Regions from separate parts of the Homo sapiens genome. Here region 1 is linked to region 2. A link is an interaction called in ENCODE POLR2A ChIA-PET data of the cell type or tissue named here. Cell type or tissue: HepG2. All regions are shown on one strand. Links, peaks and the distances in the headings refer to the core of each region. The heading gives the core; the rest is flanking DNA.

Region 1 (15,797 bases), core at 3,764-11,763, 140 kb after region 2:
TGGACCCCTCAGCCCCTCAGCTCTCTGGGGCCAACGGGGCACTGGGCAGAGATGTCCCTGTTGTCCCCTTCACCCCTCCCGTGTGGCCTCTGCAATTTGAAAACTCTGCATCCTGACAAATCACCTTCGAGCCAGCTGAGCTCAGGGCTCTGTCGTCCAGACCCCAGGACTTGCCCTGCTCTTGGGGTCACTCCGCTCCCTCACACATCCCCCCTTCCTATTTTTTTTTTTTTTTGAGACGGTGTCTCACTCTGTTGCCAGGCTGGAGTGCAGTGGCGCCATCTCGGCTCACTGCAAGCTCCGCCTCCCAGGTTCATGCCATTCTCCTGCTCAGCCTCCCGAGTAGCTGGGACTACAGGCGCCCGCCACCACACCTAGCTAATTTATTGTATTTTTAGTAGAGATGGGGTTTCACTGTGTTAGCCAAGATGGTCTCGATATTCTGACCTCATGATCCGCCCGCCTCAGCCTCCCAAAGTGCTGGGATTACAGGCGTGAGCCACTGCACCTGGCCCCCCCTTCCTCTTAATGAGGGGGAGTGTCTTGAGAAGGGTGACCCACAGCCCAGTGAGGGCCAAAACGGTGGCAGAGAAGAAGACGTAGCTCCCATGAAGTTGAAGGACTCAGTGACAAGGTTCAGCGGTGGCTACGGTGGTTAGGAATACGGCTGCTGGAGCCAGGCTGCCTACTTCAGTCCCAATCCCATCCCTCCTTAGCTGCGTGACTTAAGGCAAGTTATTCACCCTCTGTGTGCTCAGTTTCCCTACTTATAAAATGGAGGTAATGGCAGTGCCCATCTCATAGGCTCGTGAGATAAAGTGAGTTAACAGGAGTACAGCGCTGTGTGCGTGTGAGCTGTTATTATTTGAACACCTGTTTCCCCGCCCAGCCACAGTGTGTGTGACCTCTGTCCCTGCCCCACTCCCACCTCCAGCACCTCACTTGCCTTCCCTCGGGGACATCTGATGACAACAAACACAGCCTCCATTCATTCACTCACTCACTCATTCATTCAACATTTATTAGATGCCGTCTGTGTAGGACAGTCACTGAGCTCAGCACTTTACACCCCTTATCATATTTAGTCCTCAAAATAATCCTTTGTTACTTTTTACAAATGAGGAAGCTGGAGGTTGGAGAAGTTAGGTGACCTGACCGAGATCACCAGCTGGTAACTGGTAAAGCAGAAAATTCACACATAAATAAACTAATTTCAAAGTCATGCCTCTTCCAGTACCACTCTGCCCCCCTGAGAGAGAACAAATTACATTTCACCACTTCCCTGTTTTCTTTAGAATCGGCTGATTTCTTCAGACTCTGGGCTTGCCTGGGCAGGGAGGGGCTGCATTCCGGTTACCCTGGGATGGGGAAGAGGCTGTAAGCACGGGTGGTGCTGGAGACAGAATGACCTGCCCAAGGAGGTGCCCAGGTAATGACGACTTTTATTATGCCTCTCATCATCGCCCACCAGACAGGGAGAAGGAAGCTGGACTGGGGGCTTCCAAGGCCCTAGAAGCTCCAAGAATCCTGGAGCCTCCAGAGAAATCTAGGACCTCAGGCCCTGAATAAAAGAACAGCTGACTTACTGAGCACTTACTAGATGCTAGGACCTGTGTTAAGCCTTCATACTTTATACAACCATACAAAATAACTCTTGTTTCCCTATTTTACAGATGAAGAAACTGAGGTTTTTAGAGGTTAAATCATATGCCTAAAGTCCTAGAGTGCATAACTCAGACAGTCAGATTTCAGAGTTTTCACTCTTATCCCTCCAGAAAAGTCCCTAGGCTTCTAAAGCAGCAGGGCAGGCACACCCTCCTCAGGAGAAAGTTCTAATCCCGTCCCATGCTGGATGGAAGGAACACTTTAAATGCCCCCCTAGGGAGCCCCATCCATGTCCTGGGACAGGGATGTGGCCCAGGACTTGATGGGCTACTCGCTGGCTGTATAAATTGTGGGGCCCAGAGCAAAGGGAAAACGTGGGGCCCCCTGTTCAAAAACAATCAGGAGATTCAAGATAGTGACAGCAGAGCATTAAACCAAGCACAGGTCCCCGTGTGACTACACAGGCCACACGCCTCTGCAGCTGGCCCTGTCTCCTTCCCACAGAGGTGACCCGCAGTGGCATCAGAAAACCACCAAGAGAGGCCCAGATTCCCAGGGGAGCAGCGGGGATGGCCCCAGCAAGGAACTCAGAGCTCAGAGCTCTAGTCCTGGCTCTGCATAGCCTTGAGCAGGTCACTCAAGCTCTCAGAGCCTCAGTTTCCTCGTCTGTGGAGCGTGGAATGGGATGACCACCACAATCCTTTTAAGCTGAGCAGTAGGTGCCACATGGGGAACACTGAAATAGCCATCTCTTGTGGGGAGCAGTGGCACTCAGGGGACAGTGAGAAAGCCAGGATCCCCCCAGCCTTCCCAGCCCTGGCCAGGGTTTGGTTGTCATCATCATGATCTCGCACGAATCTGGAAGTCGCCTGAGTGACATTCTTACCTGAAGAAACACAGGCAAGCCACCCAGGACCTGTTCAGCCTGCACTGGTTGACTATAAAATGCATACACTTGAAACAACCAAACAGAGGCCACAAAATCCAGAGGCAACAGCTCTTAGTTTTGCTTCCTAGGAACCCCTCAGGCCCTGTGAGATCAGGAATGGGGGAGAAATATTAGAAAAAATGAAAGAACTTGACAGGCCATAAGTTCCAGGGACATTCAGTGCTCCACTGGGAGGGCTGCTGTCTCAGCCTAGCACCCGATGGCGAAAAATGGCACAAAGGGACAGGTACAGTGGCTCATGCCTGTAATCCCAGCACTCTGGGGGGCCGAGGTGGTGGATCACCTGAGCTCAGGAGTTTGAGACCAGCCTGACCAACATGCCAAAACCCCGTCTCTACTAAAAATACAAAAATTAGCCGGGCATGCCTGTAATCCCAGCTACTTGGGAAGCTGAGGCAGGAGAATCGCTAGAACCTGGGAGGTGGAGGTTGCAGTGAGCCGAGATTGCGCCACTACACTCCAGCCTGGGCAACAAGAGCGAGACTCTGTCTCAAATAATAAAACAAAAACCAAAACACACACACACACACACACACACACACACACACACACACACACACACACACAAAACGGCACAAAGGAGCCAAGGGCCACCTGGTTGGAATCCTAGCTCTGCCACCTCCCGGCTGAGCAGCTCCTAGTGGGTAACTTAACCTCTCTGAGGCTGGGTAATGTAGAAGAATAGCGCCCCCTTGTGAGCCTGTGGAGAAGGCGAAAGGAGATGGCCTGTGTCACATCCTGGTCCACAGTGCCTCACACAGAGCAGGAGGTAACACTTGCAGAGTGCCACCTCATACTAGGGTGAACCATATGAAATTGCCAATAATCAGCTGTTGTTTGCCTATGAAAATGGCAATATAATATGGTTCTACCCACACAGGCACACAGAGGGGAACAACACACACTGGGGCCTATCAGAGGGTGGAGGGTGGGAGGAAGGAGAGGATCAGGAAAAATAACTAATGGGTGCTAGGCTTAATACCTGGGGGTGAAATAATCTGCACAACAAACCCCCATAACACAAGTTAACCTACATAACAAACCTGTACATATACCCCTGAACTTGCAGTAAAAGTAAAAAAAAAAAAAAAAAAAAAGGTTCTACCTAGTACGTGCTATAGTAGGTAGATATAATGTTATATGTATTAATTCATTGAATCCTTTCGACAACCCTATGAGGAAGGCACTGTTATTATTCCTTTTTTGTTTTTCAGACAGGTTCTCTCTCTCTCTCTCTGTCACCCACGCTGGAGTGCTGTGGTGCGATCTCCGCTCACTACAGCCTCAACCTCCTGGGCTCAAGCAATCCCCCTGCCTTAGGCTCCTGAGAAGCTGGGACCACAGGTGTGTGCCACCATGCCCCATGCCCAGCTAGATTTTTAAATTTTTTTTGCAGAGACAGGGTCTTGCTATGTTGCCCAGGCTGGTGTTGAACTCCTGAGGTCAAGCGATCTGCCCACTTCAGCCTCCCAAAGTGTTGGAATTACAGATGTGAGCCACTGCACCTGGCTATTATTCCCATTTTAAAGATGAGGAAACCAAAGCACAGAGAGGTTAACACCCTTGCTTAAAGTCACACAGCTAGCAAGAGGCGCTAAGATGGGAACAAGACAGTCTGGCTCCAAAGATTAATAACTGAGATTCCAAATGATGACCTCAAGTCATCAAGATAAGTTTAATTACATTCCAACCTCAGTTTGAGAAGTCAGAGAAGTGTGAAATCCATTTTAGAAAGGCCTCTGTGCAAACCAGTTAAAATTAAAAACAAAAAAAGGATTGGCTCTGAAACTCAGCTAACTGGAAAAATCCGCCAGTGTGCAACACTTTCTCCCTCTAACCCTGATGGCAGATAAGTGAGGCATTGCTGGGGGGTTGGCAGCTGATTTTGTTCCTTAGCCTTATCTGCCCTCCCTAATACAATCTAGACCCAGAAACATTTGCCAAAAGTCCACTGTGATCATCTGCATTGTTGCACCATTGTAGACTCCGTGGGGGATAAAACAGGCCTTCAGAGAAATTTCTAGACTGAAACGAAGGCAAGCTTCCTCCCTAATGGGTACCCATGCCACAGGGAAGTCCTTGAGACAAAGAGTGTGTAACTAACCGCCTGGGGGCTGTGCCTTGGAAGGTCACTCTGCCTTTCGTCAACAGTCATAGGAACAAGTGGGAGCTTGTGAATGGTTCAACCCCTTGATATATGTGTGAACCCAAGAAGAGGCTGGAGAAAGTGGCAATAAGATGGACAGGGCCAGCAGGATAACAGAGCAGCAAATTCTGGCTGAGGGTCAGAGGTTCAGCTATTTGACAGCCTCAGCCTGAGAGTCGTGCTCTCTGAGCACATGAAATGCCGTCCCCTTGGCCGGGCATGATGGTGCACAACTGTAGTCTCAGCACTTTGGGAGGCCGAAGTAGGAGGATCGCCTGAGCCCGGGATTTCGAGACCAGCCTGGACAACATGGTGAAACCCCATCTCTACTAAAAATACATAAAAATAGCCATGTGTGGTGGTGCGCACCTGTAGTCCCAGCTACTCAGGAGGCTGAGGTGGAAGGATTGAGCCCAAGAGGTGGAGGTTGCAGTGAGCCATGATCATGCCACTGCACTCCAGACTGGACAACTCCATCTCAAAAACAAAGAGAGAGAGAGGAAAAAAAAAAAAAGAAAAGAAATGCCATTCCCACCAGAAACATCACTGGAATCAATCACAGAGAAGATAAAGCAGCTCCTGCAATATATAATTTCCTACAATTTCTGTCTTTCACCCTATCTTTTTAAAAAACATATTAAGTTCTTCTAAAACATCAGGATTGCCTCCATTTGCATCTCTCCGCATGTTAATGGGGCTGCTGGGGAGATTATAGCAGACAGCCTTGCTCTCCAGAGTGGCCTGGTCTGCTCTGGCATCTTAGACCTCCCTCCCCTGAAGAGGGCTGTGAAGGTTGGAGGTCAGGGGGAGAACAGAAGAAGGCTGTTGGGTCTCAATGGCAGCTTCCAGATTCAGAACAAGTATGAGGTGTGTGCAAAATTTAAAGGGGGCTCAAAATTTCGGTCATCAAAAAATTTTTTTTAATGTGACATTTAAAAAATCAAAATCAATGCAAAAGCTATAATAAACAGAATATCAAAATTTTAAATGAAGACATTTTATAAGTGAAGCAGAGGCACAGAAAAGTAACTTGCCCAGGGTCACATAGGGAGTAAGCAATGGCTTTTGGTCTGGATCCAAAGCTCAAGTTCTTAATCACCGTGCCTTACAACTTACATGCCCTAAGAAGCACTTTTAAAGCCAGGAACAGTGGCTCATACCTGGAACCCCAGCTACTCAGAAGGCTAAGGCAGTAGTATGGTTTGAGGCCAGGAGTTTGAGACCAGCCTGGGCAACATAGTGAGACCTCCATCTCTAAAAAAATAACAATTTAAAAAATTTAGGCCTGACGCTGTGGCTCACGCCTGTAATCCCAGCACTTTGGGAGGCCAAGGTGGGCAGATCACTTGAGGCCAGGAGTTCAAAATCAGCCTGGCCAACATGGTGAAACCCCGTCTCTACCAAAAACACAAAAATTAGCCAGGTGTGGTGATGCATGCCTATAATCCCAGATACTCGGGAGGCTGAGGCAGGAGAATTGCTTGAACCCGGGAGGAGGAGGTTGTAGTCAGCCGAGACCGTGGCACTGCACTCCAGCCTGGGAGACAGAGCAAGACTCCGTCTCAAAAAAAAAAAAAAAAAAAAAAATTTAAAAAGAAGGACCACGGTACATTTATTTTCTTCTCCTTAAAATGTGCTGGATTTTCCAAATCTCCTAGAATTAACATATTGTCTTTTTTAGTCAGAAAAAAATAAGACATCAATGAAAAAGAAAAGGAATCAGCACTCCAGTAGGAGGAAACACACCAGGAGCTGGGGGTGATTCTGTGAGTAGGGCCCTCTAGGAGGAGGAGCCTGGAGCTGGGCTCACGGGATAGGATGGCAGAAGCAGGAAACCTGGGGCGTCAGCGAACACCCCACAGGCTGGAGGTTATTCATACACAGATGGTGGGCACAGAAGCTGGTCTGAGAGACTGGGCCTGTCTTTATGCATTGACTGTAATAACCATGTTGAGGCCAAGCTAGCTTTTCTTTGTTGTCTTAATGACTGACTTCCCAAACAATCCAATCAGTTGTGCATCTGTTGATTTGGTCATTCAGAGGCTGAAAACCCCAGACTGACCGTTTTCCCTCCCACTCACCGAGCCTGTGTTTCTGGGATACTAACCAAAATCCATCAACTGATGTTCAAAAGAAAAACAGGACGATTTGGATATGAGGATGTTCACTACAGTATTATTTATATTGTTTCCTAAAAAGAACAGCTTTGATAAATTATAGCCCATCCATACAATAGAGAAATAACATGCGGCTATTAAGTGCATGTTTTCTAAAAATGTATAATGATACAGGAAAAGGCAGGCTATAAAACTGGATACTATATTATATCAATTATAAGAAAAATTACGTACATGGACACTCAGCAAGAAAGCCTTGGAGGAAGCACATCAAAATGTCAACAGTGATTATCTCTGGGTGACTTTTCCATGCTGTTTATATTTTTCTGTATTTTCCAATTTGTCCATAATGAATATGTTATTTTTTTTTAGCATCAGGAAGAAATGCTTTTGCTTTGTTTTGGCTTTTTAAAAGCCAGATAGATTATTTCTAAGACCAAAAAAATTCAAACTAACCTTAAGAAGGGTGATGTTTGAATGCTGGTTACACGGGATGCTCATATCGGTCTCAGCCACAACACACGACTCTCCTATGTATCAACCTGCATACTTCCGAGTCTCAGAGAACCTTCACCACCTCCCCCACTTACTTTGACTCTTCCTTCTCATCTCTCTTTCTCCATGGCTCTTCCTTCTTCCCTCATCTTTCAGGTAGAGAAACTGGCCTCTCCCTGAAGCTTATCTTTGGAAAAACAAAAGTTTTGATTGTGTTGGGATCCAGGCTGCTAAGTTCCCCAGCTATGAGGTCCCACACAATCTGGCCCCAACTCCCACCATCACCACCCACAGTCTCATCTTTCCGATTCCTCATCCATCACTCCTGCCCCAGGGCCTTTGCACTGGCTGTTCTGTCTGCTTGGACCAATATTCCCCAGGTAACTGGAAGGGTTCATTCTCCCACCTGTCTATATATATTGGCATATTACATAGTATCTACACATTTTCCTTCGGGATAGTCAAGAGTGTGATAAAATAGTTGTTGTAAGAAGAGGCGCTGGATCTGCCAGGGCTGAGGACCACTGCTCTCATGTGATTGCCGGTTGGCATTTCCATCTCTCATACTAAATTAAAAATTCTGGGACAGCAGGGACTCAGTCAAAGCATATTTCCTGAACTGAAATGAAAGAATACATGAGCACGCTGGTGACACCTAAGGGGTGGGGAGGCCCCCGGGGCAGTTATGGTGTGAAGTTATAACTCCCTTTGCAGGAGAGAGATGAGGCACACCCTTCTTCCTCCATCACTGCCTCCTCCATGACCACCGCCACCATCCTGGCTGGGACGGCCAGTCAGGTGGAAGGACCTGACTAGGAGGTGGTAAAGACGTACTATCCTGAGCCGGGAAGTCCTGACTCCAGAGCAAGGCAGGTCTGGGTGGCTGACAGGTCTCTAGGGGGAACCAAGGGGCTGGGAAGTGGAGGGCAAAGAGCTATCCAACCCTCTGTATTGACAACAACCCCTACCTTTTCTTTTTTTTTTTTTTTTGACAGGGTCTCACTCTGTTCCCCAGGCTTCAGTGCACTGGTGCAATCATGGTTCACTGCAGCTTTGACCTCCCAAGCTCAAGTGACCCTCCTACCCCAGCCTCCTGATTAGCTGGGACCACAGGCGTGCACCACCACACCCTGCTAATTTAAAAAAATTTTTTTGTAGAGATGGTCGGGGGGGGGTCTCACTATGATGTCCAGGCTGGTCTCGAACTCCTGAGCTCAAGCTATTCTCCTGCCTTGCTCAGCCTCGCAAAGTGCTGGGATTATAGGCGTGAACCCCAACCTCCACTGCTCAAAGCCACCCTGCCTGCTGAGGGCAGTAGCCCCACAAGGGACAGAAGGTCGGTGACTGTTCCCTGTACCGTGAGGGCTCGAGGCTCCAGGGGTGAGGGAAAGACTGAGGATTAGGAGTTCCAAGGCCTGAGCTAGAATCCCAGCAATCTTAGGCAGACCACTAACTTCTCTGCATCCGTAAAACAGGGTTACTCACACCCACCCAGCCCCCCAGCCTTGCAGTCAGAATCAAATAAGACTAAATAAGAGGGTCTCGGTAAACCAATGTTGGCCAGTATTACAGGCAGTAACAATCGTTTTACTGCTGTATTACAGGCAGTAACAATCGTTTTACTGCTGAGCAGAATTGAACCTTGGGTGATTCAGAAGGCCCTTCGGGAGACCAACCTCATGACTGTCAACATCAAGTACCATTCGATAGTATTTGGATCAAATTCTGATTGTGGGAACTTCTTTGACATTTAAATTCCAGATGAACAAGGCTTTTCTATAACCTGTCAAACTATGCTGGTGACACACTGGAGTCCACTGTCATCCTTTGCTGGTTCCCACCCGCCCACGTCATCCCCATGGATGAAGAGAGGGTTTGTCTACTTCGGCAAAATGTATTCATTTGAGCAGGAAGCCCTGCTCTGGTGAAAAATCATCTCTCAGACCCCACCCTCTTCCTTTGATCCTCCCACTGAATGCTGAGCTGGAAAGACGAAGCAAAGCTGTTCAGATGTAATTATTTTAATTCAGCCAGATGCTGGGAATTAGTCTCTTTTCCTTGCAAGGATTCTAGGGAGAGACAGAACTCAGCTAAAGATGCCCCAGAAGAAAAGGAGCTGACAATCTCAGGAGGAAGGGAGGGCGCTCCCTGCCCCCGACATAGACCCCTGGTGCTGGAACAGCTTAAATCAAGAAAACTGCTGCTATCCCTGGGTGAAGGAGTAGGGAGGACTGGGGAAGAAGGAGGAAGAGGAAGGGTTTAACACCTGATAGGTATTCAACCTAAGACTGCTTACCAACCCCTGGAATGCTAGACCAGTAACGGCCACCAGCATTGTCTAGAGCGTTAGAATTTCCAAAGCGCTTTCATGTATGTGACTTTATTTGGTTATAAACTAGGAAGAAAGTCACCAGCTGGGCTAGAAGCTTGGGGAAACACTGAATTTAGGTTCAAGGAATTCAGATGCACCCTTTCCTAGGCATCTGTTAGACACACTCACATTCATGAACTCCTTTAATCCTCACAGCAACCCTATCAGCGCCAAGCTGCAGGTGGAAAACGGAGGCTCTGGGAGCTGCAACAGCTCTGTTCCACAGGGCAACCGAATTCTCTCCCTTGTCTGAACTCCAGTGGCATCCAGATCCTCAGCAGACACGTGTGTTTTGTCCATGACCTGGTGCTGAACACTCGGTCTGTGCTTCCTAATCATTCAGTCACATATTCGTGATGGGTCCTCGGGAATGCCTACTGCACCCCGAGTCCTGCCCTGGGGGTGCACACTGGGTGGGGTTCATTCCCGCTGTCAAGTGCCTTCAGATCCACTGAGATTAACAGATAAGCAACCCGGGTGAGCAGTCACATATGAATTTTTTTGGTCATCTCTAGACTGCCCTGTACTATCGATTCTGTGTTCGTGTGTCTTATTCTTCCACTGGAAGTCCTTGGAAACAGAGTTTGTAACACCACAGTCCAGTGGTTAAAGACCTTGGCTCTAGAACCAAACTGCCAAGTTTCAAATCTCTTCTACTCAGTGGCTGTGTGACCTTGGACCGATCAATTAACCTCTCTGTGCTTCAGTTTCCTTATCTATAAAAGTGAGGAAAATTAATGAGGACCATAATTCATCAGATGTTATAACACATCATACTACATACTACATTATATATTATAATATGTTAGGTAAGCAAGTCAATACATGTAAACCACTTACCACAGTGTATGGCCCAAAATAATGACTCAATTAATGTTCTCTAACACTGTTATACCTCTATACCAGCAGCTCTCAAAGTATGGACCAGGAACCCCGAGGGATCCGTGGGGTCAAAACTATTTACATAATAATGCTAAGATGAAGAGTTTTCCAGAGGTTATCTGACAGGGATTTCACAACAGATTGACTACAGAAGCAGCTATGAGAATCCAGATGTCTTCCATTAAGTCAGACGTTAAAGAGATTTGCAAAAATGTAAAACAAGGCCACTCTTCTCATTAAATGATTATTGGGAGTTATTGTTGTTTTTCAAAATATGTCTTATTTTATTTATTTATTTTTTGAGATGGAGTCTCGCTCTGTCGCCCAGGCTGGAGTGCAGAGGAGCCGAGATTCCAATCTCAGCTCACTGCAGCCTCTGCCTGCCGGGCCCAACTAATTTTTTGTGTTTTTAGTAGAGACGGGGTTTCACCATGCTGGCCAGGCTGGTCTCAAACTCCTGACCTCGTGATCCGCCCGCCTCGGCCTCCCAAAGTGCTGGGATTACAGGCGTGAGCCACCGTGCCCGGCCCCAAAAAAAATGCGTTATTTATGTTGACCCATAATGGGTTCAACTATTGTTATTTTTAAAGGAATTAAATTATTTTTAAAGGAATTAATACATACATTAAAATTCTGTTTAAATTTCTAGTAGGGTAAATATTGATTGATAGCTGATCCGTAGCACTGACCTCCCAGGAAGGTAGGAAAATCTTGTTTCTCCTGGTCATCCCTCCCAGCTCCATGGGAAGCTGTGTTCCCAGGGTAGCCCAGGCTTTGTTTACACTTGCACCCTGCCTCTCCCTGCATCTGTCCCAGCCTCCTCTTCTCTCCAAGCCCCACCACTTTCCCACTTTTATAGCCACTCTTAGGTTAGATGGTGGTGCTTTTGGGGCTGAGCCCGGATCTTAGAATCAAGCTGACCTGGAGTAGAGTCATGGCTCTGCTGTTTGTCATCCTTGAGCAGGTGACTTTGCCTCTCTGAGCCTCAATTTCCTCATCCATAGAATGGGAGTAACATTTTAGTACCTGCCTCTTAGGATGATTGTCAAGAGCAGCGATAACTTATGTAAAGTGCCTATTACTTGACAAATACTGACCATCACCATTATGATACTTTATCATTATTATTAATTATGAGGTCCCCTGAGCCCCTTCTTTGTGTGCTCAGCTGTCCCCATCTCCTGCTCCCCCACAGTCCTACAGTAAAAGCAAGACCAAGGGCTGCCTGGGACTGCAGACTTCTTCCCAACACATGCGTACGCACAGACACACTCCATCCGCCCCATGCAGGGTGTCACCCTACTCCAGAGCTGAAAGTGAAAAATGACAGCTAAATGTCAAGCACCCAGGCTTCCTTCAAGACTGAAAAGGTCTTTGCTGCCACAGTGTTGGTGCCAAGGCAGTCTCGGCTCAAGGACACGTGAGTGGTGGCTGTGATGGGGAGGGGAGGGAGCCCTGGCATGGGAGCTAGGGGACGGGGCTCAGCTGGGCTCTGCTGCTGACTGTGGGTGAGCTCCTTCTCCTCTCCGGGCCTCAGTCTGCTCAGCTATAAAAAGGGAAAACACCCACTAGCTCTGATGTTGCAAAATTCTATGACAGCCAGGTCAGCATCAGGAGCCCTGTCTACCCTCGGTTCCCTCCAGGGGCTCAGGGAGGCCAGCCTGCACTCCATCACCCCCACCCCAACCACGTCCTGTGCTGGAGTCCTCTGCCACTCACCCTACAGTTGCTGAGCTCCTCAGCGGACAGGATGATGGTGCCACATTTCTTTCCTGGGACACCACTGGGAGAGGAGAAGATGAAAGAATGGAAAGCCAGACAAAGACAGAGCCATAAACCTGACACTCCCTCAATCAGCCCCCTGCCCATCCTCCCCCGCCCCCTACCATCCAGCAGATCACCCCAAAGCCCCTGAGAAGACAGAGTCTCCTGAGATCCTTGTGGCAGTGTGGCCTAGTGCACTGCTTCCTGGGACCGGGTCCCCGAGCCTGGAGCTGCCCCACCCCCTGCTCCCCGAGAGCCCACCAGGAAGGGTAGTGCCTGCAGTGAAAGTCCTAGAATTGGAAAAGCATCCAGACTCACCCGGAGGCTTCCAGACCAGTGGTTCTCAAACTTTCCATCCAAAGACCACTTCTGTGGGCAAAAGACCTCATGGGCTAGCCACCCCACCTCACACCCAGCTGACCCCCAGCGTCCCGGGACAGTCCAGCTCTGAGCCACTCTGATGTGTCACGGGAGGGAGGAAGGCAGGAGGGCTGGTGGGCCCTCGCTGGCAGCTTGCCCAGGCTCCTTCCCATGGCTACCTCCCCTTAAATGCCTTGGCTGGGGTCTCCCTGGGAGTGAGAGATCCCAGCCGACTGTGCAGCTCCCCAGTGAAGTGGGCAACCAGATCAAGGTCCGTGAAGTCGGTCCACCCCAGCACATCCCTCCAGGAGGGCAAGTTCTTCGGCTGGGGCTCCACTCAGGGGAACTGAACCACCTCTTCCCCTGGTTAGATAGGACCCCCTCCTTCAGGCACCATCCCAGCCCACTCTAATGTTTGGGACTAAGCCAGAGGTGGGGGAGTCCCAGTGTAGTCAGGGGCCACTGGGAGGGAGAGGAAAATGTCGGCTTGTCCAGCAGCTCTGTGACTTTGGGCTCATTCCTGTACCTCTCTGAGCCTCAGTTTTCTCCCCTATATAATGAGCGTGACTGTATATACCACACAGTGCTTGGCACAGAGAAGGCCCGCAGTGAGCAGCATCCCCCTCCCTGCACCCTTTACTTCACAATTGTGCAACGCTGGTAAAATCCAGCCTCACACCTCAGGCCAGCCACAGGGCCACCAGCATGCTGTCTGTGGAACACACTTTGAGAACCACTGATGGAGCTCTTCCCAGCACCAGCTATTGGAGGGAGAGGCTCTCAAACAGAGGAGGCAGGGGAGGAAGGGAAGCCGGCCCTGGAGGGCTGGCAGGACAGCCCAGATCTCTCCAAATCAGGTGAGCAGAGCGGGGGCCACATCTGGGGCATCCCCTGCCACGGACAGGGGACAGTGCCTGCCAGGTTGTCCCCCTAGACTTGGGCAGCTGAGCTGAGTGCCTCAAAGCCCCTCCCCACCCGCTGGTCTGGTCCTCCATGGTAGTAAAGACATGATTTGTTTGCCCAGGGAGATAGAATCCTCCACGCCAGCCTCCTCCGCCCCATGTTTCTCCATCTGTTCCTCTCTTTGCCTCTGAGTCCTTCTTCTATTTCCGATCCTTCTTTCCCTCCTCTCCAGCCCCAACCTGCTCCCACCTTCTTGGCCTTCCTTTCTCTCTCTCCCTCCCTCCCTGTCTTTGTATCTCTGTCTGACTCCTGCTGCCTCCCCAGTTGCTGCTTCTCTACTCTCCAGGTGAATTAGCATCCATGCTCTCCCTGGGCTGTGAGCATCCCCGGGCCCGCCGGAGGCCCCTTCCCCACCTGCAGCTGGTCCAGTGGCATATCCAGCTGCTGCAACCTCAATTCCTGAGAGCTCTCAGGGAAGGCCAGGGGAGCTCTGCTTACCCCAACAAAATGCCCTTCTGCAGAGGCCCCTCCAGGCAGAGGTTCCCTGCCCTGCACACCCCCACCTCCAGCCCCAGTGGGCGAGTGGGCGTGAGAAAGAAGCCAGGGTGGGAACTCCCCAACCGGGAAAGAAGGGGAGGGAAGGAGGGGGAGGCTCTGCGTTGGCCACATTTGCATGAGGCCAGCCGAAGCCAGATGGTCAGGGTGGTGGAGTGAGGCTGGCCCACCGCAGCTGGCGAGCAAACGAGCAAACGTGAAAAGTGGGGATTCAGCTGGATCTACTCTGTGGTGAGGAGGAGGCGGACATCCAGCAGCCAAAACAAGGGAGGGGAACAGGGGGGAAAGGATAAAGACAGGGGAGGAAAGAGGGGGAGAGAAGGGTGGGGATTGGGGGCCTAGAGAAGCCAGGCCAGGGAGAGAGGAAGGGAACAGAGAGTGCCCAGCCCCGCTATTCATAGACAACATCCCCCACCTGTAAGCCCCACCCTCTCCCTGAAGTCCCAGGAGCCACTGGGGCTTGAGATGCCCAAGCTCTAGCTTGGATGGGGGAGGGGCCCACTGCCGAGTGGGGGCCTCTGTTCAGGGCCCAAAGAGCCTGGGTGCCTAAGGAGGAACCCAGGACTCTCTGTCCCCGGATCAGGGCCAAATTCGCAGTGATGGGAGCAGGGACGAGGCCCAGACTCTGAGGCCCCCTTTGCAGAGCTGGCTGAATGTCTAAGGACTCCAGGGCCAGAGATGTCTGGCAACGTACCCGTTGGACACAGCTGGCATGGGTTTGCCCGTCCTGGAATTCAGGCTGAATGCGCCTATCCTGTGGAGAGAGAGGGGGAGAGAGAGCATGCCATGAGCTGAGTACCCCCACCCAGACAGGCCAGCGCACTTGGCATCCAGATGCTTGGAGACAAGCGGCTGCTCTGGAAGTCATTAAAACAGGATCAAAGCCACAGGCCAGAGCAAGTGGAGTCCTTCTTCTGGGCAAATTCCTCTCCTTCAGTGGTTCTCAAGGTGGGATGCCCAGACCAGCAGCACCAGCATGTCCTGGGAATGTTATTAATAGGAATGTAAATTCCCAGGCCGAGCCCATACCCACAGGATCAGGAACTCTGCGGGGTGGAGCCCAGCAATCTTTGGTGACACTGGTACCTGCTGCAGCTTGGGAACCCCTGTTCTCCCTTTCCAGACTCCGCATCCAGACTGCAAGATGGGGAGACTGCTGGAAGAATCACATGAGATCATGATATGGGCTGAACTGTATCCCCCAAAATTCATGTATTGAAATCTTAATCTCCAGGTCCTCAGAATGTGACTATATTTGGAAATAGAGTCTTTTTTATTTTTTTATTTTCATTTTTATTTTTGAAACAGAGTCTCGCTCTGTCACCCAGGCTGGAGTGCAGTGGCGTGATCTCGGCTCACCGCAACCTCCACCTACCAGGTTCAAGTGATTATCCTGCCTCAGCCTCCCAGGTAGCTGGGACTACAGGCACGCACCACCATGCCCGGCTAATTTTTGTATTTTTAGTAGAGACGAGGTTTCACCATGTTGGCCAGGATGGTCTCGAACTCCTGACCTCAGGTGATCTGCCCACCTTGGCCTCCCAAAGTGATTGGATTACAGGCGTGAGCCACCATGCCCAGCCTGGAGATAGGGTCTTTAAGGAGGTAATTAAGGTAAAATGAGGTCATGGCAGTGGACCCTAATCCAAT
Region 2 (15,797 bases), core at 3,090-11,089:
AGGTCTGGGACTATAGGCATGAGCCCCCATGCCCGGCTTCATTCAATAGGTCTTTAGACTGGGGTGTGATGGTCAACAAAAGCAGACATTCTGCCTGCTCTCAGGAAGTTCCTAGTGGAGACACAGATATTACTCAAATTTTCATATCCAAAAAAAGCAAGCTCCAACCAACAGGTTCTTGCTGTGAAAATTGTAATCACGGGAGTTTGTTGTAAACATAGGAATGAGAGAGCCTGCTTCCCGAAGGAAGTAATGATTGCACTGGGACAGGAAAGATGAGTGGGAGTTAATTCAATGGAGAGAAGAAGGAAAAGAGATCTGGTCAGAGGGCACAGCATGTGCAAAGGCCCTGGGGTGAGGGTCGGGGTCATGGTAAGTGTGAGGACTGCTAGTCCTGCTCCTGAACTCTGGCCAGCCCTCCCTGGCATGCAGCCCACCCATCAAGACTCCCACCACTCCGGTTTGGAGCCGTCTAGCCAGCCCTTCCTGCATCATGCTGGAGGCCAGCCATCACCTTCTAATTGGGTCCCAGCCTCCCACAGCTCCAAGGAACAGGGCGGGCTCAGGGGACTCTTGAGGGAGGCCTGAAAAAGCCCCAAAGCTGAAAGCTGCTCTGGGGACCAATGGGGGCAGTCCTGTGGGAGAGAAAGTGGGGTAAGTTCCCAGTGAGTCTTTGGAGAGTAACTGAGTGCACCATGTAAATGAAGCCTCGAGGGAGAGGGGGGCTTGAATAGTCACCCCACCCCACCACGAGGGCTCTGACTAGGAGACTTGCAGTACTGAAGCCACACGAATTAACTCCCACTCCTTGACTGCTTGGGAGGGCAATGATGAACGCAGGCCAAGGACGAGGCTGGAGAAGAACATTGCTGTTTGGGGCAGCTTCTCAGCCTGACCCTTTCAGGAGGCCGCTGGGCGTTTGGAGAATGAGGTTCTGAGGAGTCTCACCGTGTCTTTGTGTGGGATCCAGAGAGCTTTTGGGATCAGTGGACAAGATAGTAGACTCCTAATGGCTCAAAGAGGGGAGAGGCAGAGAGCAGAAGGAAGAAAGGGAACCGCCTCTTCATTGGTTCCCCATGCCTCCTCTCTGCCCTGTTTACAGAAAACAAAGTGCCTTTGGTTGACTCTGGACCGATTCCCCCAAAGCAATTAGAGCAACCACTGTCAGTGCTCCAGGAAGAACAGCTTCCCCCTCCCCCATCACGCCCCCTCCCTCCAGGCAGCAGCTGAAGGCCCAACTGGGGGCCCCATGTTGTGTCTGTTGGGATCTGCATGCCTGGCCTGTCCCCAAGCCCCCTCCTCCACTCCAGCTAGCACTGAAAGGGTGCCCCATAGCTATTCAAGTTTCCGTGGGCTCAATCTAATCAAGCATTGAGGACTATGTCATCCTCATTACTCTCCCTGGGAGCATCTGATTAGGAGGAACATCACTGAATGGGCCCCTCTGAGTCCCAATGGGAAATGGGAAGGCCAGGCTTCCCCTCCCTGCCTGACCCCCCATGCCTGAGGTAGGCCTTTCAGCAGAACCACCCGACCAGAGGCTCCGAATAAAGATGATTTGGATTCCCTGAGCCTCCTTTCCAGGGCAAGGGTGAGGGTGTGTGCACAAATCCCTGTTGTGCCCTGTTGGGTTGGGGGGCCTGCAGGATGTCACCACCCATCTGCCATGCTGATTAGGTCCTGGGGCTATTAGACAGGAGAACCGCTGTGGAGTCGGATGACATGACCCAGGGGCCAGGGGCTCAGGCAGGGACTCAGCGCCTGACAGAGGAGGTGACCCCCACTGATTTGTTTGGGTCCCCTTACCCCCTCAGCACCCGCAGCACCACTCACCACCATCTCTTCTACCAGCCTCATGTACCGCTTGGGTGGTGGGGGGCTGGGGGCATCTTTCACCCCAAGTGGGCAGGTCTGGGAGTGTGTTGGAGCCAGCTCACATAGGCTTGCAAGAGCAGATGGTTAAATATTCAGGAATTTAGTGAGCTGGTTGTTAAACACAGCCATCATTAAAATTAAATTAAATTATATGGACAGGGTTTCTCAACCTTTTGTTCATCATTGCCTCCTGAGAAGACTTTCAAGACATTTTTCTCCTCCAATCTCCTACCATCACTGTCCCATAAAATTTTAATATCACAGATACTGTATATCTGCTTAAGTACTGGAGAGATATCTGTGCTTTATACACAAAAGGATTAAGTTTCTTGGTTTTTTTTTTTTTTTTTTTTTTTTTTTTTGAGACAGAGTCTCACTCTGTTGCCCAGGCTGGAGTGCAGTGGTGTGATCACGGCTCACTGCAACCTCCTCCTCCCAGGTTCAGGTGATCCTCCCACCTCAACCTCCAGAGTAGCCGAGACTACAGGCGCGTACCACCATGCCTGGCTGATTTTTGTATTTTTTTGGTAGAGGCAGGGTTCCATTATGTTACCCAGGCTGGTCTCAAACTCCTGGGCTCCAACGATTTGCCCTCCTCAGACTCCCAAAGTGTTGGGATTACAGGTGTGAGCCACTGCACCCAGCAAGACTTTTTGTTTTGTTTCCCCATCAAGAATCAGTTTTTGCCCCTATTGAGAATGCATGCTACAAACTCAGAATTAAATAAATTATATTCAAAACAAAGGTAACATATACTCACAGCACAGCACTTCCTAGTTGTTTTGCTGCACTTTACTATTATTGATTCTTTTGGGGTCATGGATATACCTGTTCTCCCCTGGAGAGCTGGTTGTGCAACATTTACCAACACACCACTGAGCGGGTCTTTTGGTGAAATAATAGGCAGCATGAGAGGCGACTGATTTTAGTCAAAGAAAGATGGGTTTGTCTAGCAAAAACCTCACTCAAAGAAACATGGGAGGACCTGGAGAATTCCAGTGGATGCAGGGAAGAAAGGAAGAGGAGCCGGAAGAGAGAAAGGACCCTCTGATGCTGACTCCATATGGGCAGAAGGGTGTCTCTCTGTGGAAAGTTAAAAATAGCGGGAAAAATATACCATGCCCCCATGTGCTAGGAGTGTTTGTAACTAGCAATTGCTTGTTTCTTCCTCAGGTACACACCTTATACACCTTTAAAGGTCAGGGGCATAAGACTGAGACCCACTGCCCCATTTCCTCCCACGGTCTCATGTCTAGAGGGTCCTATGGATACCCAGAGATCTTCATTCTGAACGGCACGCTAGGCCAGATGGGGAACACGGAGGAATGAATGGCACTGCCTGGCCTTGAGAAGAGGGAGAAGACAAGCCTTCACATGAGATAAACATGTGAGTACTGCATCACTTCCTCCTCTCCAGGCCTCAGACCCCCGGCCCAGCACCCCAATGACATGGGAGGAGTTCTCAGTGGGCCCTTTCAGCTCCCACCATCCCAGCCTGGAAAGCTCTCCTCTTCCTTCTATCTGGACAAAGCTATGAGGACCGGCCTAGGCACCTCCTCCTGCCACTCCTCCGGCCTCACTCATCTCCTATCTGCACAGCAGGATGGCCTTTTATTTTCTTTGAATTTTTTTTCATTTGGGGAAATCACAGGGGTCAGCACATCCAGAGTGCAATGGATAAGCCTCGCCCTGGGAAAACCACCTTCGTGATCATAGTATCTCCCCTGCCAGGTAAGTATAGGATGGCCTTTTAAAACTCAGCCCACCTGCTTCAACCACAGCAAGGCGACATGTGAGGGGCAAAGTGTGAACCCAAATGCTGCGACATTCTTTCTCAGCTGGCAGACCACTGGCCATTACCAGCTGCTCCCAACACTAGCCTCCTCTTTTTTTTTTTGAGACAGAGTTTCGCTCTGTCACCCAGGGTGGAGTGCAGTGGCGTACTCTTGGCTCACTGCAACCTCCGCCTCCTGGGTTCCAGCAATTCTCCTGCCTCAGCCTCCCAAGTAGCTGGGACTATAGTCGTGCACCACCGTGCCTGACTAATTTTTGTATTTTTAGACCAAGCTGGTCTCGAACTCCTGACCTCAGATGATCCACCCGCCTTGGCCTCCCAAAGTGCTAGGATTACAGGCATGAACCACCAGGCCCGGCCCTCCTCATTTTTTTTTTTTCTTTTTTTATTTGAAACGGAGTTTCGCTCTTGTTGCCCAGGCTGGAGTGGAGTGGTGCGATCTCAGCCCACTGCAACCTCCGCCTCCCGGGTTCAAGTGATTTTTGTGCCTCAGCCTCCCTAGTAGCTGGGACTACAGGCATGCACCACCATGCCCAACTAATTTTTTTTTTTTTTTTTGTATTTTTAGTACAGATGGAGTTTCACCATGTTGGCCAGGTTGGTCTCGAACTCCTGGTCTCAGGTGATCCGCCCACGTCAGCCTCCCAAAGTGTGGAATTACAGGCATGAGCCACTGCGTCCAGTTTCCTTTTTTTTCTGTTTGTTTGTTTCTTTTTTTCTTTTTTTTTTTTTTTGAGATGGAGTCTCGCTTTGTCGCCAGGATGGAGCGCAGTGGCGTGATCTTGGCCCACTGCAACTTTTGCCTCCTGGGTTCAAGCAATTATCCTGCCTCAGCCTCCCGAATAGGTGGGACTACAGGCGCCCACCACCACGCACAGCTAATTTTTGTATTTTTAGTAGAAACGGGGTTTCACCATGTTGGCCAGGATTGTCTCGATCTCTTGACCTGGTGATCCACCCGCCTTGGCCTCCCAAAGTGCTGGGATTACAGGCCTGAGCCACTCACTGCGCCTGGCCTTTTTGTTTTCTTTATTTTCCAAAACCGTTATCTTAGACTCCTCATCTTTAAAATAGGAGTAAGGCTGGGTGTGGTGGTTCACACTAGTAATCCTAGCACTTTGGGAGGCCGAGGCAGGCAGACCGCCTGAGGTCAGGAGTTCAAGACAAGCCTGGCTAACATGGTGAAAACCTGTCTCTACTAAAAATACAAAAATTACCTGGGTGTGGTGGTGGGCACCTGTAATCCCAGCTACTCGGGAGGCTGAGGCAAGAGAATTGCTTGAACCTGGGAGGCAGATGTTGCAGCGAGCCGAGACCGCACCATTGCACTCCAGCCTGGGCAACAGAGCGGAACTCTGTCTCAAGAAACCCCCCCCACCCCCAAAAAAGGAATAAGGCCTGCAGCACCCAGGCTAGGGTGAAAACACATGAGCTAATGTACTGCACACATAGTAGGACACTAAACTGTGTCCCCCAAATTCATATGTTGAAGTCTTAACTCCCAGTACGTTTGAATGTGACTATTTGGAGATAGTACCTTTAAAGAGGTAATTAAGTAAAATGAGGCCATTAGGGTGGGTCCTAATCCAATATGGCTGGTGTCTTTATAAGAAAAGGAAGTGTGGACATGGAAGGAGACCCCAGGGGTGCACGTGCACAGAGGGATGACCGTGTGAGGAGGCAGTAGGAGGACAGCCGTCTGCAAGCAGGGACAGAAGCCTCAGGAGAAACCAACCTTGCTGGCACCTCGGTCTTAGATGCCCAGATTCCAGAACTGTTAGAAAATAAATTTCTATTGTTGAAACCACCCAGCCTGTGGTATTTTGCAATGACAGTCCTGGCAAAATAATACAGTCCTTCAGAGGCACCTATTCTTTCTGCCTTTAATTTGCTTTGGCTTTGTTTTATGTGTGGCCTTGTTTCATTTGCTTGTAAATGACTTGAGGGCGACATCCAGGAAGGAGTATCTTTTCCTGTGTCCCCACAGGGTGCAGTTCAATGCCAGGCACAAAGTGCACAGAATCAGACCTTTGTCCTCACTGCCAGCTTTGTCGACCTGCTGACAAGGGTCAGGGGGACCCAAGCTGCTATCCACCCAGGGTGCTTTTCAAAATTCAAGTCATGGAAATAATTTAGGGAGCCACTTGAGTACTTTTTGGAAATAATGAGACAGAAGAGCAGATAATAGAAAATGCCAGCGTGTTTCTCAGGCAGTAAAAGTGTTACTTCATGCAACTTTGTTTGATTTTACATATTTATAAATAAACAGAATAATTACAAATTATCCTAAGAGCTATGATTATGTTTGTGTGTCCGATTACTGCATTGTGGTGTTAAATACATTTCTTAAAAAAAAAAATAGAGACAGGGTCTCGCTATGTTGCCCAGGCTGGTCTTGAACTCCTGGGCTCCGGTGATCCTCCTGCCTCAGCCTCCCAAAGTGCTGGGATTACAGGGGAGAGCCACTGCACCTGGCCTAAATGCATTTCTTACTGTGAGTTTCAGCCCAAAAATTTTGAAAACACTGACCTACCAGTGTTTTCCAATTTCCTTCAGAGTGAGTTTGTGGTTAAAAAGCTAGTCAGGGCTGGGCACGGTGGCTTATGCCTGTAATCTCAGGACTTTGGGAGGCCGAGGCGGGCAGATCACCAGGTCAGGAGATTGTGACCATCCTGGCTAACATGGTGAAACCCCATCTCTACTAAAAATACAAAAATTAGCTGGGCATGGTGGTGCATACCTGTAATCCTAGCTACTCAGGAGGCTGAGGTAGGAAAATCGCTTGAACCAGAGAGTCAGAGGTTGCAGTGAGCCGAGATTGCGCCACTGCACTCCAGCCTGGCGACAGAGCGAGATTCCGTCTCAAAAAATAAAATAAAATTTAAAGATAAAGCTAGTCAGCTCTTGGGGAGGCTTGGAGTCTATGGGGGTGAGGGCTGGGCCTCCAGGGCAAGGACTTGAAATGGATCTAAGTCACTCTGTCCAGGCAAAGAGCCATGGAGCCCTGTCCTTGGGTTCTTTCCTCTCTGTGTCCTGGGGCAAGTGACATGACTTGCCTGTGCAAGTGCTTCAATGTCCCTGTGCCTCAATGTCCCTCATTGTGCCCCAATGTCCCTACCTGTAGAAGGGATTTAAAAAATCTGTCATGGAGTGCTGTGAGGATTACCAGGAGCTGAAGAACCTGAAGGCCCTTGCTGATGTCAGAGGTGGTTTGTTATTTCACCATTTCATGCAAGTCTGTCTGCTCTAGGAGGGGAATTGTTTTCTTGCTCTTCCACCTCAGGAGAAAGGAACACACATGTCCCTCACCCCTTGGAATCCCTGGCTGGGGCTAGGCCAGGGGGTCAAGAGTACCCAGAAAAGTATTTCAAAAGCTCAATTCCAAGGTGAGACTCTCCTAAGGGTTTAATGCAGGTAAAATCAAGTTCTGGAAAACTTTCAAAGCAGCTTCCAAAGGGGAGTCAAAGTCCTAAGAGATCAGGAGGAGGAGTCATCCACCAGCCTCTGTCCAGGGAACAGGAGATCCTGGCTGGCTGCCACCCCTTCCTACTCTGTTCCCAGGAACACTGCCCATGAGCCCTGAGTCACTACTAGAAGCCACCCTGGGCCCACGGGGAGCACAGAGCTGGGTCCACGGGGAGCACAGAGCTGGGTCCACGGGGAGCACAGAGCTGGGACAGCTCTCCCTCAAGGTGGTCCTTGGGCTTGGTTGCCCAGCAACCCCAGCCTCGGCAGCCTGCTTCTCTCCACACCGTCCCTCCCTTCTCAGGGCTGACAACACTTGGAAACCCATGCTGGCAAACCTGCTTCCAAGCAGGGAACTTGGACATAAGTAGAATATCAGGAATTCCTGGAGGACTTACAATCCAGAAACTGGGACAGGTGTAGGTAGATGATTCCTACCCACGACCCCAGCTCTGAACCTGCCTCCAGCTCTGGCACAGTTCTCTTCTCTCTGGTTTCCCAGAGCCACGTCTAGGTCACCATCCCCTCCCCCACCCCCTCGTTCAGAGCAGAGAGCACTGGGTACACAGCCAGGAGCCCTGTTTCCAGATCTTGCTCAGCCTTTTACCCTCTGTGTGACCTCAGGCAGCCCACTTCACCTCTCTGGGACTCAGTTTCTTCATCTGTAAAACAGGGGTGGATTTGATTGGTTCTTGATTTTTTTTGTAAGCATTATATATTTTACTGTTCTTTCTAAAATTCTAGGGCATGAACCAGAGGAGCTGAAACTACGCTGGTTTCCTTCTCCAAATAGAGAAATGGGTACCTGCATTCCTGGGGATGCAGCTGGAGTTTCCAAACTGTCAGATCAATTTCCGGGGCTTGGAATCTCATTGGTGGGGCAGGGGATGGGCATCCTTTCCATAGCCTGCACTAGGAGGGTGCGGACTCTGGACTGCAAAGGGTGTGCTCTAGTTTGCAGCGGGCAGGGAGAATGGTTGTTCCCCACACAGCAGCTGCATTCCACCCCAGAGTGGGGAAATGGGGAACTTCTCTTGGGCAGCTCTCACTAGTATCCTCCCTTCTTCACCTCTGTCTCAACTCAGAGGTCGTCTGGCTTATTTGGTGGAGATGCCCATTGTCCAGGGTTAATCAGAGGACCTCCCAAACTCCACTCACTCAGATCTGCCTCTAGATCATTCCTGACCTTCACACCTCCTCACCAATCAAACTGATTTTTAATTAATTAATTTCTGATTTTTTTTTGAGATGGAGTCTCGCTCTGTCATCCAGGCTGGAGTGCAATGGCATGATTTCGGCTTACTGCAACCTCTGCCTCCCGGGTTGAAGCAATTCTCCCACCTCAGTCTGCCGACTAGCTGGGATTATAGGCATCTGCCATCATGCCCAGCTAATTTTTGTGTTTTCTAGAGACGGGGTTTCACCACGTTGGTCAGGCTGGTCTTGAAATCCTGATCTGCCTACCTTGGCCTCCTAAAGTGCTGGGATTACAGGAGTGAGCCACCGCGCCCAGTCCCAAACTGATCCTTGTGAGTCAGGAAGCCAGAAGACATTTAGCTCCTCTGACTCAGAATTTCGTATGTTGAAATTGATTCTCAAGAAAAGTCACTCATGCCTGTAATCCCAACACTGTGGGAGGCCAAGTTGGGAGGATCACTTGAGCCCAGGAGTTTGAGATCAGCCTGGCCAACATGATGAGATCCCATCTCTACAAAAAATACAAAAATTAGCTAGGCATGGTGGTATGTGCCTGTAGTCGCAGCTGCTGAGGAAGCTGAGATGGGAGGATTGCTTGAGCCCAGGAGGTCAGGGCTGCAGTGAGCTGTGATTGCATCACTGCACTCCAGCCTGGGCGACAGAGCGAGACTCTTGGGGGATGCTCCAATCTGCTGACTTTCCCTCTTTCCTCCACACCAGACGTTCAATGATTCAATCTTTCACCCGTTCAGTGTGTACTGGGCATCTGATCCATGCCCTGCTTTGCTGGGTGCTGGGATAAGGAGGTCATTTCTTCCGCAGGTATTTAGGGCCTGATGGACAGCAGCAGGAACTCTTCTTACACATCCCTTCCTTCTCGCCTCCCCTACCCCCAGCATCCAGACTCACTTCCAAGGACAGCACCTGTGTCTTGTGCATCTTTGTTTCTCAGCACCCAGCAAGTGTTTGTCACCTAAGAGGCCTTTGACATATTGCAGATTACATTTGAGTGGACAAATAGAGGAAGTGGTTTATGCCTGAAGCTAAGTCCTAACTTTGTTATTTATGGACAACAAAAGATGGAGAAAATACTTAAGGCTAGATGCTGGGTTAAAAAGTATGTACTGCTCTCCGACAGAGGACAATTTGGCCATGTCTATCAAAATTATAAATGCGTGCACTTTCTGACCCAGCAATTCCACTTTTAGGAATTTATTTGACAGATGGATGCTCACACATGTGAACTGATACACACGCAATGGTAGTCACTGTAGTATTGTTTGCATCAGATTGGAAATAATGTAGCCTGAGCAACATAAACCCTGTCTCCACAAAAAAATTTTTAAAATTAGCTGGGTGTAGTGGTGTATGCCTGTAGTCCTAGCTACTCAGGAGGCTGAGGTGAGAGGATTGTTTGAACCCAAGAGTTGGAGGCTGCAGTGAGTGATGATTGTGCCACCACACTTGAGCCTGGGTACAGAGTGAGACCCTGTTTCTTAAAAAAAAAAAAAATTGGAAATACCTTAAATGTTCATCTATGGGGCCTACTTTAATAAATCATGGTATACCTATCTATATAGAGCAGACTCCAATACTATTGTAAAAAAAAATAAGAAAGCTGTCTTGAGCATAAATAGGAAGACATTCAAGATACACTTTTAAGTTTAAGAGTTTAAAAGGAAGGTAAAGCCAGGCACAATGGCCTGCACCTGTAGTCCCAGCTACCTGGAAGACTGAGATGGGAAGCTTGCTTGAGACCAGGAGTTTGAAACTATCCTGGGCAACATAGGGAGACCCCAGCTCAAACAAATTTTAAAAAGGAGAAGGTGAGGACAGTGTATATAGCTCATTATTCTTTGTGTAAAAAATGGGGAGATGGGCTGGGTGCGCTGGCTCACACCTGTAATCCCAGCACTTTGGGAGGCTGAGGTGGGTGGATCACAAAGTTAGGATTTTGAGACCAGCCTGGCCAGCATGGTGAAACCCTGTCTCTACTAAAAATAAAAAAATTAGCCGGGCATTGTGGCACGCACCTGTAGTCCCAGCTACTCAGGAGGCTGAGGCAAGAGAATCGCTTGAACCCGGGAGGCGGAAGTTGCAGTCAGCCGAGATCGTGCCACTGCACTCCAGCCTGGGCTACAGAGCAAGACTCTGTCCCAAAAAAAAAAAAAAAAAGGTGGGGAGATGAGGAAGGAATACACTTAAATATACCTGCATTTGTTTAGATAAAGCATAAAAAAACTTTCATGGAGGACATACAAGAAACAGGCAACAGTGGGCAATTTAGGGATGAAAAATAGGCTAGTGGGAGAATGGGGTGGAAAGAAATCTTTCCACTGAATCGCATTTGAATCTTTTGAATATTGTGTTATGTAAATGTGTTATCTATTACAAATAAAAAATTATAAAGACTCTGAGGCAATATGGAAAAATGCTTATAAGTTGGAAATGGATTAAAAAATGATGTACTATATATTCAGTAGGATTACAACCATATATAATAAATGCATGTTAAGATTTCTGTTGGTAGAAGAAACATTCTAGGGAAACTTTCTTTCTTTCTTGTAATTTTTTCCATAGATTTCAATAATATACATATGTTGTTTTCATTATTAGAAAAAACTAGTGACATAGGAAACACTAAGAGAATTGTCCATTCTGCATAATCTCAATTATTATTATTTTTTTTTGAGATGGAGTCTCGCTTTGTTGCCCAGGCTGGAGTACAGTGGCTCAATCTCAGCTCACTGCAACCTTCGCCTCCCGGGTTCAAGCAATTCTCCTGCCTCAGCCTCCCGAGTAGCTGGGATTACAGGCACAAGCCACCATGTTGGGCTAATTTTTTGTATTTTTTTGTAGAGATGGGGTTTCACCGTGCTGGCCAGGCTGGTCTCAAACTCCTGATCTCGTGATCCACCCACCTCAGCCTCCCAAAGTGCTGGGATTACAGGCGTGAGCCACCGTGCCCCGCCTGCATTATCTCAATTATTAAACAAGGTATTGAAAAAGACTGGAAGGAAATGTGCAAGATGTTCCCAGTGACTGACTCTGGGTATCAGATAATAGGTGATTTTCAGAATATGGCAGTGATTTCGTGCTACTTTCATCATGGACGGACAGAAGGACTCAAGAGAGGGAAAAAGGAAGGGAGGGAGAAAGAAAGGGAGCGAATTAGTAAAGGGAATTCTTGAAAACAACAGTTGTGTTAGGGTAGTAAGATTATGGTTATTTTTGTTGCTTTGTTCAGTTTTCCAAACTTTTCATTAGGTGGTTTTGTTGTTATTTTAGCAGGAACAAAACCCTTACTGTTGCAGAGCAGGATTCCACTCCCCAAAGTCCTGCTGATTTGTGTTAAAGAGTTACAGCTCCTAATTGCTTGTTATTCACTCCAAGTAAGGAGGCTCAGGAGTTACTTGGGTGATAGGAAATTGCTACCAGTAACATGTTGCTGGGGGAAAGAATGCAAAATATCAGAGCACCCTTAAACCTTTAAAATGTCTTAGCAAATACTTTATGGAGCCCCAGTTGCCAGGCTTGGTGCTGGGGGAGTACAAAGATAGGAGGCCCCAGTTGCTGCCCAACTTGAGCGCCAGCCTTCTATGGCATCCTAGGGCAAGGGGCATCCTCAAGGAGGTCTGAGCAGAGGCTGCAAGACCAAGCCCTGTAGGAAGTGGCCAACTTTACCAATGGACAAAATTAGGCCTGTCCAAGGGTCAAAGCCTCATTGGTCCCCACCTGCCTTGCCACTGTGAGCACATGTCCACCCAGAATCTTCTTGGTGAGAAAACACCACTAATGATTACAAAGCAAACTGCCCAGTGGTTTTGCTCATTCAAACTCAAGAGACCTGGATTCTGGGTCTGGATCTGCCATTAACCAGCTGTGAGATGTTGGAAAAATCATTTCACCTTGTAAGCCTCAGTCTCCTCAATCTGTAAAATGCAGAGAATCATAATAATAATGAATCATATCTGCTCTTTCCACCTCACAGAGTTTTTGTGACGATGAGGTGATGCAGTGTACGTAGAAGCACCCTTTTGTTTTTTTTTTTTTGAGACAGTCTCACTCTGTTGCCCAGGCTGGAGTGCAGTGGTGCGATCTCGGCTCACTGCGACCTCTGCCTCCCGGGTTCAAGCAACTCTTCTGCCTCAGCCTCCCAAGTAGCTGGGATTACAGGTGTTTGCCACACACCCAACTAATTTTTTTTTTTTTTTGTATTTTTAGTAGAGATGGGTTTCACCATATTGGCCAGGCTGGCATCAAACTCCTGACCTCAAGTGATCTGCCTGCCTCAGCCTCCCAAAGTGCTAGGATTACAGGCATGAGCCACCACACCTGGCCATGAAGCACTTTAAAAGTGTAAAGGGGCCGAGGCGGGCGGATCAACTGAGGTCGGGGGTTCGAGACCATACTGGCCAACATGGTGAAACCCCGGCTCTACCAAAAATACAAAAATTAGCTGGGTGTGGTGGCGGGTGCTTGTAGTCCCAGCTACTTGGGAGACTGAGGCAGGAGAATTGCTTGAACCTGCGAGGCAGAGATTGCAGTAAGCCGAGATCATGACACTGCACTCCAGCCTGGGCAATAAAAGCAAAACTCCACCTCAACAACAACAACAAAAAAGTGTAAAGGATGTCAAATGATGAATGGATAAATAAAATGTGGTATATCCGTACAACAGAATATTATAAAAAGCCATAAAAAGGAATGCAGTCCTGATATATGCTACAACATGGATGGACCTTGAAAACGTTACACTAAGAGAAAGAAGCCGGACACAAAAGACCACATACGTATGCTTCCATTTATATGAAATACTCAGAATAGACAAATCCATAGAGGCAGAAAGCAGATTTGTGGTTGCCAGGGGCTGGGAGGAGGGAGGAATGGAGAGTGACTGCTTAATGGGTACAGGATTTCCTTTTGAAGCAATGAAAATATTCAGAAACTAGACAGTGGAGATGATTGCAAGCCACTGTGAATATACTAAATGCCACTGGATTGTACACTTTTTTGTTGTGTTTGTTTTCTCTGTATGAATTGTACACTTTAAAATGGTTAAAATGGTAAGTCTTATGTGTCTTTTACCACAGTTTTTAAAAACTGAAAAAAGTATAAACGATGGCTCAAATCTGAGTTTATTATGATTATTATTTCCACAATTAATAATCAAAAGAATAAGTGTCCAGAATTTCAGAGTTCTTCCTCCATTTTAGGGCAGAGAAAGAAGTGACTAGAAAAACAAAACAAAAGGCAATCCCACCCTGAAAGTGTGCAGAGCTCCAGAGACACGCACTGTTCAGGCTTAGCCCAGGAGAAGTGTGGTCAGAGGGGAAACCCAGAGTGGCGAGGCCAGGGAAGCACACTGACCTGGGAATTTCAAATTCCATCTGCGTGGGCTCACCCTTTAATTTGGTGGCTGTGTGATCCCTTGGGGGAGATTTAATCCCCAGCTTCCTGCGCCCACACTGTTTCCCAGCCAGATTGGAAGACCGTGCTTCCTGGTTCCTGCCTGAGGGCAAAGGGGCAGCTTCCTGAACCAAAAGGGGCACACACCTGGCTTAGCTCCTGAGTGACCCCAGAGCTGGAGGCACTCTTGGATGAAGACTTTTTGGTGACAATGATGATGCAACATTTTTATGTTGATGAAGTGACATAACAAGAGCAATTTACCCACAGGACGCTCAGATGCACAAAGAAGATATTCTCTCTTTCTTCCTGTTACTGATTCAATCTCTCCCACGAGTCCCACTTCGGGGTGTTGGAGCTGGGAAGGGAAGGGGACAATTTGCCAAGTAGGTGCCTTGGTCTACTCCCATTTGAAGTGTATCTAACGGGTAAACACTCAGTCACCACATGAATAGGGACATTTCTCCCTTCCCTACCCGCTTGTCTCCATGCCACCTTGGAGAGGGGTCACACATGGAACCTACCGCTTCCCTGCCCCTTTCCCTTCTTCCCCTACAACACACTGGGACCTGAGGAGCCGACCCTTTGTCTCTGCCTAAGACACTTTGTCTCTTCCTAGGCTTCTCTGACCAGAAGCAGCAACTGGGGCACTGGTTTAAAATATTCATTCCCTGCTGGGCGCGGTGGCTCATGCCTGTAATCCCAGCACTTTGGGAGGCCAAGGCGGGCTGATCATTTGAGGTCAGGAGTTCGAGATCAGCCTGACCAACATGGTGAAACCCCGTCTCTACTAAAAATACAAAAAAATTAGCAGGGCATGGTGGCACGCGCCTGTAGCCCCAGCAAGCTATTCAGGAGGCTGAGGCAGGACAATCACTTGAACCCGGGAGGTGGAGGTTGCAGTGAGCTGAGAGACAGAGCGAGACTCCGTCTCAGAAAAAAACAAAACAAAACAAAAAACCATAAAATAAAATATTCATTCCCTGTGCCTACCCTGGAGAGTCTGATTAAGTAGATTTGAGGAGAGACCCAGGAATCCATGTATTTTAGTTCTCTCCCAGAAAGTTAGAGACACACTGCTCTATGCCAGATACTGAGTTCTCTCCAGCAAGGCTTACAGTAACCTCAGTGGCCAAGTCCTTCAGGCCGACTTGTTAAGGGAACAGAAACTTCAAACACTGTAGGACAATTCCCTTTGCCTCAAAGCCTGGCTTTGAAGGTTATTGTTTACAAGGAGCTCCCACCCCACCCAGCTGCCAGATAAAGGAAACTTGTTAGTTGAGGGAAAGCAATGACTTTGTCTTTCAAACTGGTATCTGTTCCTCTTTTAATACAGGGAACCTGTTGATTCTGGGCTGGGGAGCCCCGGGGGCCAAGGTGATTAAAGGAGTTATGCTTTCACAAATGTATTTTAAAATATCCCTTCACTAACAATAATATCTAACATTCATTGAGAACTTACTATGTGCAAAGTATTGTGTTACATGCACTCATGGATTCTCTCCTTTAATCCTCACAACCTTATACTGCTATTACCCCCAGTTTACAGATAAGGAAAGTGTGAAGCATATAGAGGTTAAACAACTTGCCTGGGATCACTGTCCTTCCAGGAAAAGCCAGGATTTAAGCTGAGTCTGTGTAACTCTAAAAGTTCCCTAAGATCTCCTTACCTACTTGATCCTACTTGATCCTTCCGACTTAGCCTCCCAAAGTACTGGGATTACAGGTGTGAGACCATGCCCGGCCTTAGCCTTTAATTTTCAATTCCTAAAAATCTGCAAGGGCTGGGCACAGTAGCTCATGCCTGTAACCCTAGCACTTTGGGAGGCCAAGGCGGGCAGATCACTTGAGGTCTGGAGTTCGCAGGATCTTAGAATCACTAAGATCCCCTTACCTACTTTAGTTTGAGGCCTCTTGGAAATAATCTGGACCAGCTTTCATATTTTATTGCTGTGGAGATACAGGCTTGTACCCAGTAGGAAAATGACTTGCCCAGGGACACACAGCTAGTCAGCAGCAAGGCTGGAAATGGAACCCAGGGCTGGACTCCTGATCT

The links. ChIA-PET counts read pairs that join two places held together with the same protein. Peaks named below come from ENCODE experiments on the same cell type or tissue, not always from the same donor. Only the 100,000 strongest peaks of a DNase experiment are listed, where the experiment ranks them.
Region 1: POLR2A ChIA-PET joins it to region 2 with 6 read pairs; 3 of 35 experiments call an interaction of 5 or more read pairs at or near these places.

What each region holds. Positions count from the first base shown.
Region 1 is chr6:36,779,749-36,795,545 of GRCh38, forward strand. It overlaps CPNE5 (copine 5), which reads right to left. Exons shown (of 21, transcript NM_020939.2): 7 at 14,842-14,901; 8 at 12,285-12,348. Among named protein-coding and RNA genes, the nearest start is that of CPNE5, 52 kb to the right of the region's middle. RefSeq lists enhancers at 13,709-14,375, 14,376-15,040. In HepG2, for the core only: no CTCF peak of the experiment used is centred there; no DNase peak of the experiment used is centred there; H3K27me3 peaks cover 5,200 bases.
Region 2 is chr6:36,636,059-36,651,855 of GRCh38, forward strand. LOC105375038 (a long non-coding RNA gene) reads left to right here and starts at 2,631. Exons shown (of 2, transcript XR_926759.3): 1 at 2,631-3,606; 2 at 5,282-5,954. It also overlaps the pseudogene RNU1-88P. In HepG2, for the core only: no CTCF peak of the experiment used is centred there; a DNase peak (open chromatin) is centred at 7,173; H3K4me3 peaks cover 1,724 bases.